Regions from separate parts of the Homo sapiens genome. Here all the other regions are linked to region 2. Evidence: chromatin contacts called from ENCODE Hi-C data. All regions are on one chromosome and are shown on one strand. Each heading gives the region's core, a stretch centred on a gene start or an enhancer-like site at or near the end of the contact. The rest is flanking DNA. Distances are from core to core; before and after follow the strand shown.

What was found. Hi-C counts contacts between places; a loop is a spot of excess contacts on that map. Pooled maps may share reads with other maps.
Region 1: a loop to region 2 is called in a pooled map, with 3 times the contacts of the local background. The contact joins the promoter of ZNF639 here to the promoter of LINC00578 in region 2. A Hi-C loop is called at or near these places in 2 of 37 single-sample maps with no recorded cell type and 1 of 50 pooled maps.
Region 3: a loop to region 2 is called in a map with no recorded cell type, with 6 times the contacts of the local background. The contact joins the enhancer-like site here to the promoter of LINC00578 in region 2. A Hi-C loop is called at or near these places in 4 of 37 single-sample maps with no recorded cell type and 3 of 50 pooled maps.

The regions. Positions count from the first base shown.
Region 1 is chr3:179,321,636-179,324,335 of GRCh38, reverse strand. It overlaps ZNF639 (zinc finger protein 639), which reads right to left and starts at 1,305. Exons shown (of 6, transcript NM_001303426.2): 1 at 1,045-1,305. RefSeq lists an enhancer at 346-395 and silencers at 966-1,105, 1,136-1,575.
Region 2 is chr3:177,440,630-177,443,329 of GRCh38, reverse strand. It overlaps LINC00578 (long intergenic non-protein coding RNA 578), which reads right to left and starts at 1,409. Exons shown (of 4, transcript NR_047568.1): 1 at 1,220-1,409. RefSeq lists an enhancer at 1,382-1,511.
Region 3 is chr3:178,967,813-178,970,512 of GRCh38, reverse strand. The region is part of intron 1 of LOC124906307 (a long non-coding RNA gene); the gene reads left to right. Among named protein-coding and RNA genes, the nearest start is that of ZMAT3, 100 kb to the left of the region's middle. Within about 2 kb of position 1,357, at least 3 of the 41 ENCODE cell types and tissues checked have a DNase peak (open chromatin) inside an H3K27ac peak, as active enhancers do.

The sequences.
Region 1 (2,700 bases), core at 56-2,555, 1.9 Mb before region 2:
TAGAAACCAACATCTTTCCACCTGTCATTTTTTTCAACCAACAAGAAAGTCTATGCACAAAATAGAATACATACAACAGGCAGTCAGCAATCATCAAATAGATAAACGTTTCAAAAGGCCTTTCATGCAATGTATATTCTTCCTAATTGCTGTAAGACGTCTTTACAGTAAATAACTCCATTTTTAACGAGTTTAAAAAGAGTTAAGCTTTCTTTTTCGTTCTCATTAAAATAAGCATATGCTTTAAATTGTAAAAGAATTGAAACAAAAACATGTTGCAGGAGAGCCTGAACTAGAATCCACTACATGTCCAACGTGGAGGCAGTCTTTACTGCAATATCACACGGTCACTAAATACTTGATTCGCTATTTTTCAGTCCGGCATAAATCTTTCTCTTCGAAAAAAACAAAAAAGGCATAAACTGCTTCAAATGATTCGTTTCCCTAGACAGTACTTAAAGACAAAACCAAAAAAGGGGGTTTCTAAGCACCGTCACACGAGTGAGGCGACTCTCAGGCTGGAGGCTTTGGGCGCCAGCATCGACGCCTGCTCTCCGCGGCTACAACTCGTTGCGCGAGCCCGGGGATTCGCCGCCGGAGGTCACGAAGCCGCCGGGCAGGGCCGCAGCGCCAGCGAGGACCCAGGATCGTCCCGAGCCCGGACGCAGCCAGACAAATGCCCGTCGGAGGCGCAGGGCAGAAGTCCCTGGGACTTAGCCGCCTCCACCCCGGCGCCACGCACCAGCTTCGCCCGGGCCCAGAAGCCGGCGCCAAGGAGACTTCCAAGCCCCGACACCAAAGGTTCCGTAAAGACAACGGCAGCAGGGGGCCGAGGGGAGCCCGGCCAAGGCGTCCTGCGCAGGGGGTGGAACTGCCTTCGGGATGGGGGAGGGGAACGCCATCCCGCCATATAACGAAGGCAGAGTTTCCGTATAAAGGGAGCTCCGGTCTCTCCCGCCCTCTCCCGTTAGAAGATGCGCCCGCACGCCCGCGTCCCCTGGAGCAGTCCAGCGCCCGACCCACCCGCTCCTCCCTCACACTCACCAGTCAGTCCCCCGAGGCCCTCCCGGCCGGCCCACGCAGAGGCGGCGGCGGCCGAGAGCGCAGGCGGAGGGGCCGCGCGGTCCTTCCCGCGGACGCACGGCGGCGGGCAGCGCTGCTCCGGCCCTAGCGCTCCCGGACGCTGTGCTGGGCCGACCCCTCTCCCTCCCCGCGCGCCCCACGCCCTGAGCGCCAGGCCCCTGGCCTAGGCTCCGCGGCCGCACTGCCCTGGCCGCCACGCTCCGCGCCTGCGCCGCGCACCTCAGGGGCCCGCCGAGAGGGCGGGGAGGTGACGAGGTGAGGTGGGGGCAGGGAGCGGGCTGCGCGAACGCACCGCACACGCGGCCTGGGAGGGACCACCGGCCCGCAGCCCCGGGGGAGGCCCAGCGGCCCGCGCCCCCTGCCGGAGGCCTTGCGCCGCCGCAGTCTCCTTCTGGGCGGGGAAGAGCCCCTCCCGAGCCCCGAGGGCGATCCCACCCTCTAGGATTACTCCACGCCAGGCGGCCAGCGAATTTATCCCGCCCGCCTCCACCGCCCCTTCAAGCCCTGGGGAACTGGGAGAAACGTGGCGCGCAGCGGCACCTTTCCCACGCTGCTCCTCAAGGGAAAGGACGCGAGTGGTCTTGCCCAGGTTAGGCAAGGCAGATGGCATCTCAGACCCCGAAGTGTGCCAGCCGCCTGTTGGGGACAGAGAGGCCGAGGACCTCGTCACGGTTTTACTGAGGCCACACCAGAGAACCACCTAGGGCTAGGATGCTGCCCTCAGGGCAAGAGGGTGAAACCTGAAGACTGCGAGTCGTTGTTGAGTTTCACCCGATTCCTTGGCTCGAGAAATAGTGGAATGAATGAGGAGTTAAGGGGGACTGGACTCGACGATTTAAGTCCTTTCTCGACTTTGACTTTCTTTGAGCAGCTGTAGAAATGATTAAATTACACGAGCATAAATAAATTTGTGAACATGGTTCCATAAATGATCTCTGTGCAAGTGTGGTGATATGTTTAATTCAGTCCTTTTGACAATGAGTTGAGGTTTTTAGTCACATTTTACAAAATGGAAAAGTAAATGTGTGAGAAGCTAAAGACTGGGTCTTAATTCATTTTGGTAGCCTAAACCCCTGAGGTTCAAACGGTTAAGAGGATGACTGAGAGCCATGTGGATTATCAGGTACCCAAGGTCACTCGGATAGTTAGGGCTGCAATGATGTCTCTTTGTTCACGTCCACTGCTTTTTCTGACAACCACATGCCAATCAACCAATCAATCGCTGGAAAGTAATAATCACAGACTTTACTCTGATCCCTTCACCATCCCCCAGGAGATAAAGCTATATTTGAAAGAGACACTACTTGTTTGTGAGGCTCAGTTTTTATGACCTCCTAAGTTTTATGTGCGTACTCAGCTCAAATAAATGCTCACGAATGCTAGTATGGCCCGAATTAAAGTTCGAAGAAATGTAGAGACATTTTTAAATCCTAGAATAGTTAGTATCTAGCACAGAACCGGGAATCGGTGGAAACCACAAGGGGGTGTCATGCCACCATCTTACCATTTTGCCTTACCACATAGCCTTGTGTCCAACAAAATCTTTATATTTCAAAATGAAGTTTTACTCCAAAACATTTTGTAGTGAAAGTAAACGCACACTCTCCCCAGCATCCC
Region 2 (2,700 bases), core at 160-2,659:
TTATTTCATTAAAAACTTTTATTGGCCAGGTGCGGAGGCTCATGCCTATAATCCCAGCACTTTGGGATGCTGAGGCGGGTGGATCACGAGGTCAGGAGATCGAGACCATCCTGGCTAACACAGTGAAACCCTGTCTCCACTAAAAATACAAAAACAAAATTAGCTGGGTGTGGTGGTGGGCGCCTGTAGTCCCAGCTACACGGGAGGCTGAGGCAGGAGAATGGCCTGAATCCGGGAGGCGGAGCTTGCAGTGAGCCAAGATCTCACCACGGCACTACAGCCTGGGTGAAAGAGTGAGACTCCATCTCAAAAAGAAAAAAACTTTTCAGTTGTGTGTGTCTGTATGAATATTTGTTTGTGTTGGTGGGTGGATGTGTGTGCATTTTGCAATATAAAATATATTTCTTTTGTTCTCATGTGGACTCGAAGGTCTCTAAGGTCTCTTTTAACTAGAAAAATTTAATAAATCTCCAAACTCTGTAGAACTGGGATTCAAAATGGCAGTAGTTGCCAATGTTCTGGTTTTATGGGGTTGGTCCATATTTTTTTTCCCAATAGAAAATAAATTAGGATTTTCCTTCATCAGTAAATAAAAATGTTAAAAGAATAAAACTAGAATCTACACTCAATCACCCAGGAAGATGAGAGGTCTGCTGGGACTGAGATTACAGAGAGAAATGAACACAGAGATCAGAGCTTGAAGCCAGCTGTGGAGCCCAGGGCCAGTGGCCCGCTTCTGCACACAGCATCCATCCATGGGAACTGAGTCAACTCATAAGGATCTAAAGAGAGCGGGGACATTGCCGGGGAGGAGGAGATGGGGGTTCCTCTCCCAGCATACACACACGCATGGCTCCCACACTCACATAAATGCACATCGAGAAGCCAGAAGATGTTGCAAGATGTGTCTGTGCGTCTCTCAAGCTTCTACAGGCTAATGAAAGCATGTTAGAGACAGAGAACAGGCCTGAGTTTCAAGCCTTCTGAAGTCTGTTTTTCACTCTGTCTCTCTTTGGCACAGAATAAGTCATTTCATTCTCCCCTCTATCCAGACAGTGAGTTAATTTACACTGACAACTATAACCAAGTTGATGAACACACCAAACATTGGTCAGTGCAGATTCTCCCTATTTGAAAACTGAAATAGGAAACTTTTATAGTTAGAAAGTGCTTTGCAAACATAAACTCAGAAAAAGAGGAACTAATCGGAGGATCTTACCTTTCGGTTCTCTAAGCGGTCACAGCCTAATGCTGCCAAATGGCTCCAGATGCTCATGTTGAGGTCCAGGCTCTCTCTCCATCTTCAGTCTCCTCCACTCACCAGGCTCCTATTAACACATTTTCTGCTCTTCAGATAGTGAAATGTGGACAGCTAGGTTTAAGCCACCAGATTCCATCGTGCTACACCGAGACCACAGCCAATCCACTTTGGCCTTCCTCACAAGTCTCCAAATCATGACCATATATGTATAAAACGCCCAGTCTCTTCCTTTGCTGCTAAAGATTGTTAGTCTCCATCATTAAGGAACTTTCTATCTCAGCCTCCAGAGGGGTACCATCACACATAGTTCTGAGGATACCTCACCATGTATGAACACAAAGCCAAGAAGGGGATCTCATCTTCTTTTTATCCTAATTGGTCTTGTGCCATAGGTTGGTACTAAGGCAACTATTTGCTTTTAGTTTAGTTGTTATTCTAGGTTATTTTCCATATAAATAATATATTAATCATTTGAACATGTGCCCTAGGAGAGTTTTGCAACTGGAACAATTCTTGAATCAAAGAAATAAATACTATAAACAAAGCATAGTTTTTCAAGTAGCTTTCCAAGGCTTGTTGCAATTAATCACAGGCTTAAGAATGCTACTCCATTATCATTCTATCAAATGCAAGCCACATGGGCTTTGTGGCCATCATCTCAAATAAATACATCTCACTCTCCTTTGTAAGTCTTCAGTATAGACAAAGGCCTCTGCTTCAGGAATTTTGATTAGCAATATGTTAATCATAATTTCCAAATAAAAAGTCTAGACACCGTTTCAAGATTAAATTTGGTCTGGTCTGATTTTGTGAATTCTTATAAAATGTCTTATCCAATCAAATTTTAGCAATCATTCTGCATTTTGATGTTAAAATAAAATTAAATTAAAATTTTAACGAAAATAATTCTGACCCTCTGAAACAATTTCAAACTTATTTTAAATTCCCCAAGTGCATTCAGTAGCAAGTAGAAATAGTCACCGTTTAGCCACCCCATTACAGTCCATCACCTCAGCATTGCCCCTAATGTGGCAAGATTTTAAAAGTATAATATTCTTCACCTTTACAGCTAAAACAACAGCACATTCACACACATCATTGTATCGAATGTGGGCTAGCATGCACACATGTGTCCCCATTAATGTATCAATTCTTCAGCCTGTGACTCATTTTTTGGTGACACATGTTTTTATTGTATTATTGACCTGAGTCATTCAGTTACTATATATCAAATACTGGACTTCTCTGTTAATTCACTGATTTGTGGAAACAATGGATCAGAATATTTGAAGCTGAGGCTGTCTCAGAAAAAGAGACATATGGTCCACGAAAGAAGCAGGCATGCCTCTGCAGGAGTGAAGGCACAACAGAAGGCATGCCCCGGGCACCAGGTCCCGAGCATCAGGGAAGGCCCAGCGCAGCTGTCAATTAAAGGAGGG
Region 3 (2,700 bases), core at 108-2,607, 1.5 Mb before region 2:
ATTACAGGCGTGAGCTACTGTGCCCGGCCTGTCTAGATTCTTCTTGGCCTCTCTGTGCATGCATTCCTTCCTTCTGGGTGTGGGGCAAGACACTCTCTGGAATTGGGGGTGGGGTCTTATAACCTATGATTGAACAACTAGGCTAGATAGTTTCTTTATGGCAGATTTTTACATAGAAAGGTGGGAGGAAAGTTAGAGCAACATGTTCAGGTTTTATGGCTGGCTATGGGGAAAAAGGGTTCTGGTTTCTATAGCCCACTTTGGAGAAGAAGATTCCAGTTTCTATGACTAGCCTTAGGGGAGAATAAAAAGGCAAAGACAGGAGGGTAGGAAGTTAGAGGAAAAACTTTGGGTTCTGAGGCCTTTATTTTGGGATATCATTTTCTGAGCCCCAGCACTTAGTATTCAAAAAATGTAAGACTGCCTTGGTAGTGACCTTCTGGACACTGGGAACTTTCAATGAAAGATTATAGGGATTATTACTGGAATCCACCTGGAATAAGAATCTACATCCTTAAAATATTTTCTGGGAATCTGTGATCCTATGTCACTTAGTTCAGCCTTTGGAAGAATATGTCTCACGAATTTACAGAATTTACACCTTTCTCTTGTTAAGCCTTGGTAGCCAGACTTTCTGTTTGGAAGTGCCTTTTCAGATAAGACCTAAATCTCCCTTGATATATGGAGCCTCCTAGAGCCAATCTGTCTTTCCAAAGCTGAATATGAAAAGTTTCCAGGCACTGCCACGTTATTGATGACTTCCATTACCCTTTGACGACTTAAATGACAGCCCTGCTGGGGAGAAAAACAAACACAATGGAGCTTCTCTTTCTTCTCCATTTTGCAATCGTACACACTCTTCAGTCTTCTACTTTACTTTTGAAAAATGTCTGTAGTCACTTCTGTCTACTCTTTCACTTCTGAAATGATTTTGAAATTGTTTTTTTTGAGTAAACATCTGAACTCAGGGGCCCGGGACTACTGTTGGTTGGCCCAATTGACAGCCATTAATTTAGTGAACCTCTTATTCATTTCATCTATGTCCATGAAAATTACCAGCAAGTTCAGGGTCAGGAGGGTGTGTAAGCATTCATACACAGTGTGTATGTGTGTCTGTGTTGTGTTTGGTGTGTGATAGAGAACTGATTGATAACAATCGGCCCTATGATCCTCCCCTTTCTGGGTGTCCTAGAAGATGGGCTAAGGGTATGATGAGAGAGGGGTGTTGAGCTTTCCAAGTTAATGCTGTAAGTATTTATTAGAGGGGTAGATTATGGAAGAGGATAGAGTCCATATTTAGCTAGCGTCTTCAAAGAGGAACTGATACCTTCAAGTGAAAGAAAATGTGCATGTTGCCTTATAGAGGCGTTCTTCCTGGCAGGTGACATGCTGTGGCTTTTTATAGAAATGCCTAAATGTCTCAATTATTCTTGCTTTATTTAAATTTTTTCTTTCTTAAAAATAGGATAAATAATAACAGTGACTGCTTATTACAGAAGAAGGTGATTAACTAATGAATTTAAACTTACTTGAAGTTTCTGGAGAAGACTGCTTTGGAAGAAAAAGGCCTATTAGTGTTAAAACTATTAATTATCTTCTAAATAATAATTGTTTATAGATGATTATCAGTGAATTCTAGGACTTGAGCCTCTCTTCCCCCATTTAAAAAATTAAATACATATGTGCAGATTAAATATCTATGTCTTTCATACGCAGCTATCAATTTTGGAGTCCTTGTTGGGACTGGAGGTCAATAGGAGTCACCTTCTTATGGTTTTACATTACCTCTGACATTGCAGATAAATTCACAGTCAAGGAAGTGCTTTTGCAGAAGTTTTCTTAGGTCTTGCAGAAACCTAGTGAAGAACGGTGAGGATTAGCCATGGGGGTTTGGAGTTTGCCACTCCGTGACTCTGCCATTCAATGAGCTCAAGCCTCTGGTCCTGACTCATCTTGTCTGTGCTTCTCCCATCATCCCTCTGCCCCTGCCTGTGGAGAGGTTGGGGTCTGCTTTGCGCCATTGTCTCCTCACTCCCAAGTCTTATCCGTGGTGACTGGGTCTATGCCGGAGAGGAGGAGTCCTCTCATTTGAACTGTGGCATCTTAAGGCTCTATGTGACTATTTTGCAAATGTTCTTAATGATAGGTTTAGAGTTTTCTTTCTTTTCTCTTCCTATACCCTTTCCTCTTCATTTCCTATAGGGCAAAAAGAGTGAAGATAGTAAAGAGTGAATCCTATAGATTTGATTATTTTCCATTAATAATCCAACAGAGTGTGTGGCACATGGTAGATGTTCAATAGACAGCTGATAAATTAATGAATGAATAACCACACTCATATCCACACTGGAAGGTGGTGTATATGGTTGTAGAGTGTGAGCTCTGGAGTCAGACTACCTGGGTTTGAATTTCAGATTTAGTAGCTAGGAGACTTTAGGCAGGTTACTTAGTTTCTCTGCCTCAGTTTTCTTATCTGTAAAGTAGGGATAAAATTCTCTCTCTTGAATTTCTTGTGAAGAGTAAATGAGTTAGTAAGTAATAAGGGCTAAGAATAGTGCCTAATACATATTAAGTACTCAATAAATGCTATTAAAGTATATTTCCATATGTAATCTCATTTTATCCTAACAACTATTTGGTGACATAAATGAGACAGGTATTTCTGGACCTAATAGCTGAGGAATCTCAGGTTCACAGGAC